2 separate regions of the Homo sapiens genome follow, and region 2 is linked to region 1. A link is a loop called in an ENCODE intact Hi-C map of the cell type or tissue named here. Cell type or tissue: PC-3. All regions are shown on one strand. Each heading gives the region's core, and the rest is flanking DNA. Links, peaks and the distances in the headings are about the cores only.

Region 1 (5,304 bases), core at 219-5,218:
ACATATGCAGTTTCTCACTTCATTGAGAAACTTCATTGAGTTTACTCCACTTAATTGAATGTTATCTTAGCATCAATTTGCCCATTTTAGACTCCTTTCTAAGTGGCTCCCCAACTAGATCACAAGTTTCTTGAGGGCAAAGCCCTGGCAAATTTCTCTGCCCCTCGATAACAATCTTTGATAAGTACACAGTAGTGTACAGTAAACACCAAAAGAATGAAACAAAAAATCAGTTCTGATGTGGAATCAGCAGCCACTTCTGCCTAGGGCATCTGTATAAACCGTCCATTGCTGGGACAGCAGCTTCAATATATGGTATTTACCCTGGTCTCCCTGTCTTCTGAAAAGTCTCTTCTAGCCCAATGGATGCCTATCAGACTGCACTCTTCTTTCTGTGCTTCAGTAGGCCCTTGAAGTTCTCTTTTTTGTTGACCCTCTTGAGCCTTTAGGGGGTCCTGTTGTTTGTCAATCATTTTTCACACACTATAGTCCTATGGAACTTTGCTGTTTTAGCTATCCCAGAGATTCTCAAACTTGAGCAAGCGTAACAATCCCCAGGGCCCACACTTAGATATTCTGCTCTGGAAGAGAATCAGGAATCTACAGTTGTAATCAGCCCCACCAGGTAATTTCTGATACAGGTGGCCCAGGAATCACCCTTTAAGAAACACTGACTCTGTCAAAGGAATTATGAAAATAGGATCTTAATCTAATGATTGACTATTATGATTCCTAGGAGCTAGAATCTCGAGTGTGCTTTGTCTCTTGGGGTCCTAGAATCACTGCTACTATTCCCAGAATTAGGTTATCAACCAAAGAGATTTCTGAAAGAAAACACTAGAAACAAGCCCTGATTGAGTCAGAAAGCTGTCCATGTATATTGATACCAAACTGAGAGGGAGTGAAGCCAGAAAGCCAATGGGAAAGCAACCATTTTAAGAGAATGAGGTCAGACGACAAATGTCACGTCACAGTGAAGGGATGTCACAGTTCTTAACAGTGCAAGAGGCCAGTGAATTACCCATGTGGTTTGCTTTGACTGAAGCCATAAGTTCCTCTCTGTGGCCATGTCATCATTAACTTAAAGCAGCAATAGTCTTTGCTTGCCAGAGCTTATATGTAGTGTGAGGGAGATTCTTAAGCAAAATTGTGAAATAATTTAGGGTGATCTCCTGCACATTTCCCTTTCTCAGTTATCTTTATTCCTATTTTGTTGTACAAGCTTCCACTTATCCACTTAACAAGGTATTTGAGGGCCTCAGATTTTCTTTCCTCTCCTCCACCTGAACCTACTTTCCAAAAAGCATGTGTACAGTTAAGGCTAAAGAATTTATACAGCTAAAAACATTATGTCTCCCACAATTACTTATATCTTCATATGAATACATTATATTTATTTATGCCTAGTTACGTAATTGCAAATTGTCAGCCAATCATGGGGAATATATTTTTTCAAGCAATGGGAATTTATAGTACTTCTTGGCACAGATATAAGACTGTCTCGTTGCACAAATTTCACAAGACAATTGAACCATCAAGGCCTAGAAGTCATTCACAGAGAAGCCATGGACAAGGTCGGTTGCATGATTTATTCTGTAGGTATCCTCTCCCCTTAGTTCCCATAGTACCCAAGTTTGCATTTATCTAGTATTTTTCACACCATTTGTGCTGATCATTTATGTTTCTGTTTCTCCCCTTCCCCCACCAGACTCCGTCTCCCAGGTTCAAGTGACTCTCATGCCTCAGCCTCCCAAGTAGCTGGGATTACAGGCATAAACCACCACACTGGACAAATTTTTGCTTTTTTGGTTTTTTTTTTTTTTTGAGATAGAGTTTCTACTGCCCAGGCTGGAGTGCAGTGGCACAATCTCGGCTCACTTCAACCTCCACCTCCCCAGTTCAAGTGACTCTCATGCCTCAGCCTCCCAAGTAGCTGGGATTACAGGCATAAACCACCACGCTGGACTAATTTTTGTATGTTTAGTAGAGATAGGGTTTCACCATGTTGGCCAGGCTGGTCTCAAACTCCTGGCCTCAAGTGACCCACCAACCCCGGCCTCCCAAAGAGCTGAGATTACAGGTATGAGACGCTGTGCCTGGCCAGAAACCAAGTCTTTCTTAATCATCACCATTCGGGTACATAACTAGTACTCAAAAAGATACATGCTGAAAAATTGAACTCAAGTGACACATATATAAGATCCAAGAAAGAAAAAGAAAGGAAATTTACCTTCCCTGCCTCTATAATTCAGATTACCTTACCCACCCACCTCCAACAATATCTCATGGCATGAGCAAATGAGTGGTAACCATGGTTATGTAAGAAAAATGAAAAGGAAGGGGAAAGAACTAAAATGATATAGACATACTAAAAATTTAGAATAATTTGCCTCTAATAGGTATAAAAATTTGTAACATTGAGGTTACATAGTTGTTGAGTTTTTTTTACCTTTTCATATTTTTTAAAAATGTACGCTAGTTACCATGATAAATTGGTAACTATGGAGTTAATAATAAAGTGATGAAAAGGCTGTGGCATGGCTTTTTGCAGAGACTGCATTATTGCACACCCATCTTTGACAAGGCAATTTCCCCACAATAACTGTAGTCTCACTGTATAATTATCTCAACCACTGATATTTCTCTAGAACTATAAGAAAGCCAACTGCTACGTAAACAGGCCTGCTTGTTCACTGCAGATGGACCAGTCTATCTGTAAAAGCAAGTACTCTAAAAGAACACTCCATGAATGCAAATGAGTTGGTTCTTGGTCCCTTCAGATCAATGCTTTTCTTAATCCAAGCTTTGATTTCTTGTTGCTCCTTTGGTTTAAATCAGATAATGTAAGGATTGGAACTAAAGTAAAATAATAAAAATCATAAGTATTTTATTATTATGTTACTTGTGGTGTTATCATTTTGTCAGAGCTATGAAACTACCTTCATTTTAAGTCATGTGTTCTACAGTTTACCCCTCAGATAGGGCTTAAACTATTAGTATAGATAGAGAAGGAATATAAAGGGTTGCTGTGGTTTGGATGTAGTATGCCCCTGCCGAAACTCACGTTGAAATTTGATTCCTAAATGTAGCAGCATTGGGAGGTAGGGCCTAGTGGGAGGTGAGTCATAGGGGCAGATTTCTCATGAATAAATTAATGTCATCTCACAGGAATGAGTTTTCACTCTCACGGAACTAGATTGGTTACCACAAGAGCAGGTTGTTCCTCCTCGTGTTTGCTTTATTTATACACCCACTCACCTTTCCATGTCTCTACCATGTCTTGACACAGTACGTGGCCCTCACCAGATGCTGAGCAAATGCCAGTGCCATGATCTTGGACTTTCCAGTCATCAGAATTGTGAGCTTAAAAACAAAAACAAAAACAAAAACAAAAACAAAAACAAACCCTTTTCTTCATAAATTACCCAGCCTCTTGTATTCTGTTATAGCATCACGAAATAGACTAAAACAGGAGTAAAGGATATATATGTAGATGATGTTTTTCTCTCTTTGACTGATGTAGAAATTTACTAGATCCATATGAGACTAGAGTATATATATACATATATGTGTATATATATGTATGTATCTATATATGTACATATAGAGAGTATATGTACACATATATGTATATATATACTCTAAATTAAATAGATATACTTATATAACATTTATAGTATCTACATGCTATAAAATGCATCCATTTTAAGTGTACAATTCAATTACTTTTAATAAATTTACAGAGTTCTGCAACCATTACCAAAATCCAGTTTGAGAACATTAGATTCCTCTGAAAAGCTCCCTCATGTTCATTTGCAGTCACCACCCTGCTGTTTCTACTCCCAGTGGCAGGCAAACACTAATCTGCTTTCTGTCTCTGTAGGTTTGCCTTTCTGGACATATCATCTATGGAATGTTCATTGAATCATACAATATGTGCTCTTTTGCATATGGCTTTTTTCACTTAAAATTTATCCATGTTGTAACAGGCATCAGTTACCTATACTTTTTGTTGTTGCTAAATAGTATTCAATTATAGTTATATATCATTTTTTAATCCATTAGCAAGTTGGTGGGTATTTAGATTATTTCCCACTTTTGTCAATGGTGAATAATGCTGCCATGAACATTTGCATACAAATCTTTGTGTAGATACATGCTTTCATCTCTCTTGGGTAGATTCCTAGCAATGGAATTGCTGGGTCACATAGTAAATTTAAATTTTTGAAAAACTGACAAACTGTTTTCCAAAGCAGTTCCCCCATTTTAAATTCACACCAGCAATACATGAAAATTTCAGTTTCTCCATATCCTCACCAACACTTGTTATTGTCTTTTTTATTATAGCCATTCTAGTGGATGTGAAATGATATCCCACTGAAATTTAATTTGCATTTCCCTAATGGCTAAAGATTTTGAACATCTTTTCATGTGCTTATTAGCAATTCTTGTATCTTCTTTTGTTCATTGGTTTTTGTTTGGTTGGTTGTTTGTTTGTTTGTTTGTTTTTATTTTTTTGAGATGCAGTTTTGCTCTTGTTGCCCAGGCTGGAGTACAATGGCACGATCTCAGGTCACTGCAACCTCCACCTCCCAGGTTCAAGCAATTCTTCTGCCTCAGCCTCCCTTGTAGCTGGGATTACAGGCGCCCGCAACCACGACCAGCTAATTTTTTGTATTTTTATCGAGACAAGGTTTCACTATGTTGGCCAGGCTGGTCTCGAACTCCTGACCTCAGGCGATCCACCTGCCTCAGCCTCCCAAAGTGTTGGGATTACCGGCGTGAGCCACTGCACCTGACTCATTGGCTTTTTTAACATAAAGTTTTTAACATTGAATTTTAGAAGTACAAAAATATTTTATAATTGTATGGCCTAACCGCTTTATCTTAGAAGTAAGAGAAATAAAGACTAGAGATACAAACAATTTTGCTCAAGGCACAAGAGCAAACTGATGGTAAATTGGCATTTTAATTTCCTAACTCTGAATTGAGTTAAATTCAAACTCACTTCCCTGGCAGTAATTAACTTATTCTCTAATATAGTTATTAGTGAAAAGAAACTAATGAAAAGCCAAAAATTGTAGATTCCTTGGGAACAAGAATCATGTGTTCCTCATCTCTGTGACCGTCTTTGCACCTACCATAGTCCCTTATCCATTGTCAGCACTTAAGGAATGTCTGCTTAAATGAAAAGACATCAATGAAGCCTCAGTCCAGTCAGAATTATGTAACAGTCAAGTGCAATGATAGTCCTTGACTATATCGAGTATACTCTGGGTTTCATATCATTATATAGCCTTCAAA
Region 2 (5,304 bases), core at 174-5,173, 400 kb before region 1:
CTAGTTATTACTAGGATCCCTATATACATTTAGACTAGAGACAACTGAACAAGTATTACCAAATCTGTGACAAACAAGAAGTAACTCAGCTTGATGATAAGCTATGATTAACAAAAATCATTTCAACTACCTTCATCTTGATGTATCATAACTGAATGCATTAAAAACAATACACAACATTGAACCATAATTGCATTGCAGTTCTTTGAAGTGTGATCTCTCGGGTTCCTGATTTCATGCTCCTCCATGTAAAATGCTTCTAGACGGCATAATGTATTCTTTACCACAGTTTTCCTTTTGATGATTCAGTGCAAACTATAGCAAATATATTCAAAAGATTATAGGAGCTTGTTTGATAAAGGCAATCAGGTCCTAAATGTTTTTGAAATGAAATAATCCTATTAACTTGACTCAAAAGATTTTTTTTTAAAGATAGGTTGATGAACAAGATAGAAACTTGCAAGTTCCTAAGGCCATTGGGAAAAGTATTTCCATGGTTCTCCTAGCAAGGAAAAAAGGAAGATATATGTACTCAACATCATCTTTGATAATTCCATTCTATTTGCTTCTTCAACTGTATCGTAAAGATTCCTACAATATTCCTGGGACAACAAAAAGAAGCCCTCCTAATCAAAGAATGTTGGGAAACATGGAACTAAAATAGCTAGAGTTAAGAGAGCTGTATTGCAGAAGAATCTTCAGGGCCCTTAAGATGTTGATATTCTTTGTTAATCTCTAAGAGAGAATATTGTTTGTTGCTTTCTGAAACCAGAATTTATTTTCCAAAAAATAGAAATACTTCTGAACATTGCATGGATTTTGAGAACAACAATCTTGGATAGGCTGCCCCATGGAATTCATTTGTCTTAACTACACTGACTTCATGTCTTTCCCCTAAGACTAGAAAAATATTAGGTTTTCGTTCATCTCTTCTAAGATTTAATTCATCTCTTCTAAGGTAGCATGTCAGGCCTGACATGCTACCTATGGTCTTCTTCAAGTTATCCTTTTAATTTATGCTTCTTTACCTTTTTCTTCATATGAAAATGTTTAGGATTGCTTCATACAAAAATGCCAGTATTGTCACTGTACTGGTTCAGTTGTTTATGCATATATTTTATTGCCCATTTTATTTGTATGTACTAGTAGACTTTAATTTTATGTTTCTTGTTAAACCATCAATACCTTCAGATTACTAAAACATATTCTCTATTTTCGGTGTAATTACCCTCCATCCTCCCCCAGCACACACACCGTCTAGAATGGTTCTCTGCCCAGCGTCGATCCTGGAAGATGTAGCTGCCTGACCTTATCTAAGAGTAATGTGCCGTTGCTGTGTGGGATGCATGAGTATGAGTTTACATGCATGTTTGTGGATGGTGACTGCCTCCAAGGGCAACACCTAAAGCAGGACAGAATCAATATTCAGCAGAGTCATTTCTTTGGCAGCTGAAATGAACCTGAAGGAATCTTGCTGTCACCAATACATTCTTGAACGCCTGCAACTGTAAATTCACCCACCCACCTGAACACGCTCAAGGGAAATAATTTTCTCAGCTTTGGAATGCATCCCCCTCACAGTGGGTCAGATAAAAAGCCTCGAAGCAGTAACCGATGAGTAATGAGAGACTGTGAGAGTTGAGTCCAAGTGATATTTGCGGGAACCTTCATTAGTCAGGGTGTAATGACAGGATTGAGGCTTAAGTGCTGCTCTTGAATATTCACCTTCTGCTACTTCATATATCCTTCCTCTGTCTTGTCATCAAAAGACAATAAATTCCTTTTATTTGAGGGGCTAGAGAATGGGATGCTTTGGTTCATGCAATATTCTGGTTCCTGAGTACCGTCCCAATAGTTTAATAGTTAATTCTCATTAGCAATCGTTCTGCATTTTACTGGAAGGCTTTGGAAATAGTTATCTGGATGAATCAAGGATATTCAAGGTCTTGCAATGACAGGGGCATCATCAGGAAATTTCCATGCAAAGTACTGCACATACAAAAAACAAGCTAAAACTGTTCTGACCATAACACACACCTTAGATGTTGTTGATTTGGAAACAAACCTTATTTCCATTATTTCCATTGTCCATGTCACCCACAAAAATGAACCATGAATTAATTTTTTTCTATGCCATTTAGTTGATGTTTCTTTTTCTATGCCATTTAGTTGCTTGGTAGTAAAAAAACAGAGTTTATTCTCTATTAAGCAGTTTTCTGTGACAATAATGAGCCTATCATTGCATTTTAATTTTCAATTGAAGTGTTCTCATCAAAGAAGCAGGCTGTTGTCCAAAATGAGAAATTGCTGACCCTTTCTGGGCTTCTCTCCACTGGAAGTAGGCCCCTCCAAACATGGACACAGCTCAACCCCACTTAGTTCCTCAGAGCAGATGAGGTCATATCCTGGTGCCGTGGCGCTCTGCTCTGTACAGTCCCAATAATCTGACCATTGCTTGTGTGAAAAGTAATGCTCAGAATTTTAGATTGTACAGCTAGCTAACAGAGGAGGGTACTGTCTGTGTGGGGAACACTACGTGATTCATATTTTCTTTGAAAAATTAGAGTCATATTTCTCTGGTGTGTCAACAGTGATGACTGAAAGCAGATTGCAGATTCTTTGTACTAAACTAGAGGGAAAAAGTTGAGAGAGAGAGTGCACAGGACAGCAAATGAGACTTCTCTTCAAGCAGAGAGGACTATATTCCTAGCAAATATACCTAAATCAAGTGCATAGTCCTTGGAATGTAATAGTGTAAACTCATGATGTGAGAGAGGCCATAGTAAGAGGAAAATGTGAACAGAAATAATTATTCTTGGCTAGCTAGGAACAGAAATGAACTGAGGGCATTGAGGACATCTGAATGTTTGTGTGAGGCAAGAAAACAAGGACACACATTGAGAGAACAGTCAGGAAGAGGAAGATACTGTTCCCGAAATAATTTGGTGCTGGGACTTCAGTGCTATACTAAGACTCTCTTGTCTTCTCTTTCCTTCCTCTGTTGTCATACTGCTTTGATCCCAGCAGCATCTCTTCAAAGATGCAAGACCTAGTTTATCCCCCTGCCAAACATATATTACACCTGCCAAAATCAGACGTGAGAATATGAACCCTATCTTCAAAACAGTTTCTCTATATTTGTTAAAAATACCTGATTCTACAGTCCTCCAAGGGAGGTGGGTGGTGGGTGGTAGGTGGCCGGTGGCCGTCATTCTCTAAAGAAAAGAGAAGCTTGGGGAGGATGTTGTAAGAAGGAAGGAAAGTGATCCATCCTCTTCCTCTTTAGGAAAATAGCTCTGTAGATGATCTCACATCTCACTGATTCCCATAGTGTAGGGCCCTCATGGTCACCTGATAATTCCTTCAGGCACCGAATCACGTACTTCACTCCCTTGCTGACCTTGTCTTCCTACCAGGCTTCTGGAAGCTTCAATAGATGTGTCTCCCAGTCCCCACCTCATCAGTGATTTGCCCTCAAACCAAGGCTAGGACAGAATCTAGGGGCATTCCAGGGAAACAAGATCCACTCAATCCTGCATCAAGAAGCACATGTTAGGAGAAAGAGAGATTAACTATTCCTTCTGGAGCTACACAGAATTCCAGTCATTCCAATGGAGAACTACAAGATGCATTAAGCTACTGCTGCCCCACTCCTAGACAATGTGCACTTTCTCTAAGAAGACACATCTAGCTCTCCAAAAATGGCCCAATATGTGCAATCAGAATCTCAGGGGAGAGGCTACAGAACTGAGAGAATGGATGAGGCTGATTGTAGAAGTTGCAACTAGGGTGGTGAATTTGGGGGCACTATATATAGCATTAATTTCTACGAATTGAATCAAATGCAATTTTCCATGCTGAGGCCTGTTATTTAAAAAAGAAAAAGCATGAATGGATGACTGGATGCCCCAGCGCATCAGTAGCAGAGCTGTTCTTACTGAAACCATGAAATACTCTATTAAATGAAGTTAGAGAGAATATCCAGCAAGGTTCCTCCATTGCTTTTCAGGAAGCATTACAAAATGGCAGGGGTGGGAGTCATTCCAAATTATAGACTATCAGGCTGACAGCCCTAGCATCATGGGCTCACAAAGACCTCATTGAATGTGACAGTCTGGAAATCTAGGTGGCATAATGAGGCACATAAGCAGTATTTTCAAGGGTGCTAGCAGCTATTTCATACCTCTTTTCCCCCAAAGGCATGTAAGCTTCCCAAAATCATCTGTCTATTTTCATATATTTTCTTTTTCTTCATTGTTCTTCCCCCTATATCTAATGTACTGACATACAGTGAGTTGTGCCAGATTTCAAATATATACATCCCTTCAGGAAATAAAAGATACTCAGACTTCTTGACCATTTGAATTAAAAGTGAACAACTTGCTAGAGGATATATGATCACAATAATTGTTTTCTAAAGATAGTCTCATGTAAGATTTCTGGCTTGCTTTATTCAGGAATTGTATTCTGTTTGAAATCATCAACGTTGTCTTGCATCAACATTTTAAAATTCTTTTAATTAAAATAACAAATCATCAAGGTTTATATATGACAACTACCTATGATATTTATTATTTTAGAGATGGGCAATATAGAATGAGATTGACATTATAAATAACAAGGATGGTGTGGACTGGACTGGGATTATATAATTGAGGTGTCCCAGTTTTCTGCAGAGGTTGATCTCAATTATACATGGAATGAAGTATCTGGATTTACAGTTTCCATGATGCACATTTAGGAAAACATTATAGCTTAAATGTAGAAAACTTTATGTACAGATATGCAATGTATAAGGAACAGATAAGCCGTGAAGTTAACCTTTTTATTTTATAGACAATCTTTCAAGCATATTTAACCATACAGTTTTGGTGTTCAATGAATGAGTTTCACTTGTAACATGATACTACATGAGACTGTAACTATCATTATTTTTTCCAAATAAAGCCTTTACTCATCTAAGCAACCATGGTGGAGCAACCACACAGCCATTTTCAACTACCACGAGAGCTGGTAGTTGAAACAGACCCATGCTCCATCTGGCATTCTATGTATTCCCATACTTTGTGGGGGGAAAAGCAAGACTTAGTACAATTTCGAATTTGTAGATCTGAGTCGATGATCCATTTCCTGACCTTTTCAGCAGCAAGTCCTCAGAAATATTTCAGTATTTTCAGCTATGAAATTTTCAGCTATGAATATTTCAGCCCTTTCTCATGGAGTTCTGGCTATGAGTATCTTTCTGAGAGATGTCTGATTTATTGAATTTCTTCCTCTCCTCTTTTTCTTCTTTCTCTTTTCTTC

The links. Peaks named below come from ENCODE experiments on the same cell type or tissue, not always from the same donor. Only the 100,000 strongest peaks of a DNase experiment are listed, where the experiment ranks them.
Region 2: a loop joins it to region 1, with 6 times the contacts of the local background. A loop is called at or near these places in 2 of 110 quality-filtered maps.

What each region holds. Positions count from the first base shown.
Region 1 is chr2:151,040,511-151,045,814 of GRCh38, forward strand. It overlaps LOC105373686 (a long non-coding RNA gene), which reads right to left. Exons shown (of 4, transcript XR_002959484.1): 4 at 3,326-3,363. Among named protein-coding and RNA genes, the nearest start is that of RBM43, 220 kb to the right of the region's middle. In PC-3, for the core only: no CTCF peak of the experiment used is centred there; a DNase peak (open chromatin) is centred at 3,161; H3K27ac peaks cover 2,054 bases.
Region 2 is chr2:150,641,970-150,647,273 of GRCh38, forward strand. No RefSeq gene overlaps it. Among named protein-coding and RNA genes, the nearest start is that of LINC02612, 16 kb to the left of the region's middle. In PC-3, for the core only: no CTCF peak of the experiment used is centred there; a DNase peak (open chromatin) is centred at 2,502; H3K4me3 peaks cover 339 bases; H3K27ac peaks cover 2,161 bases.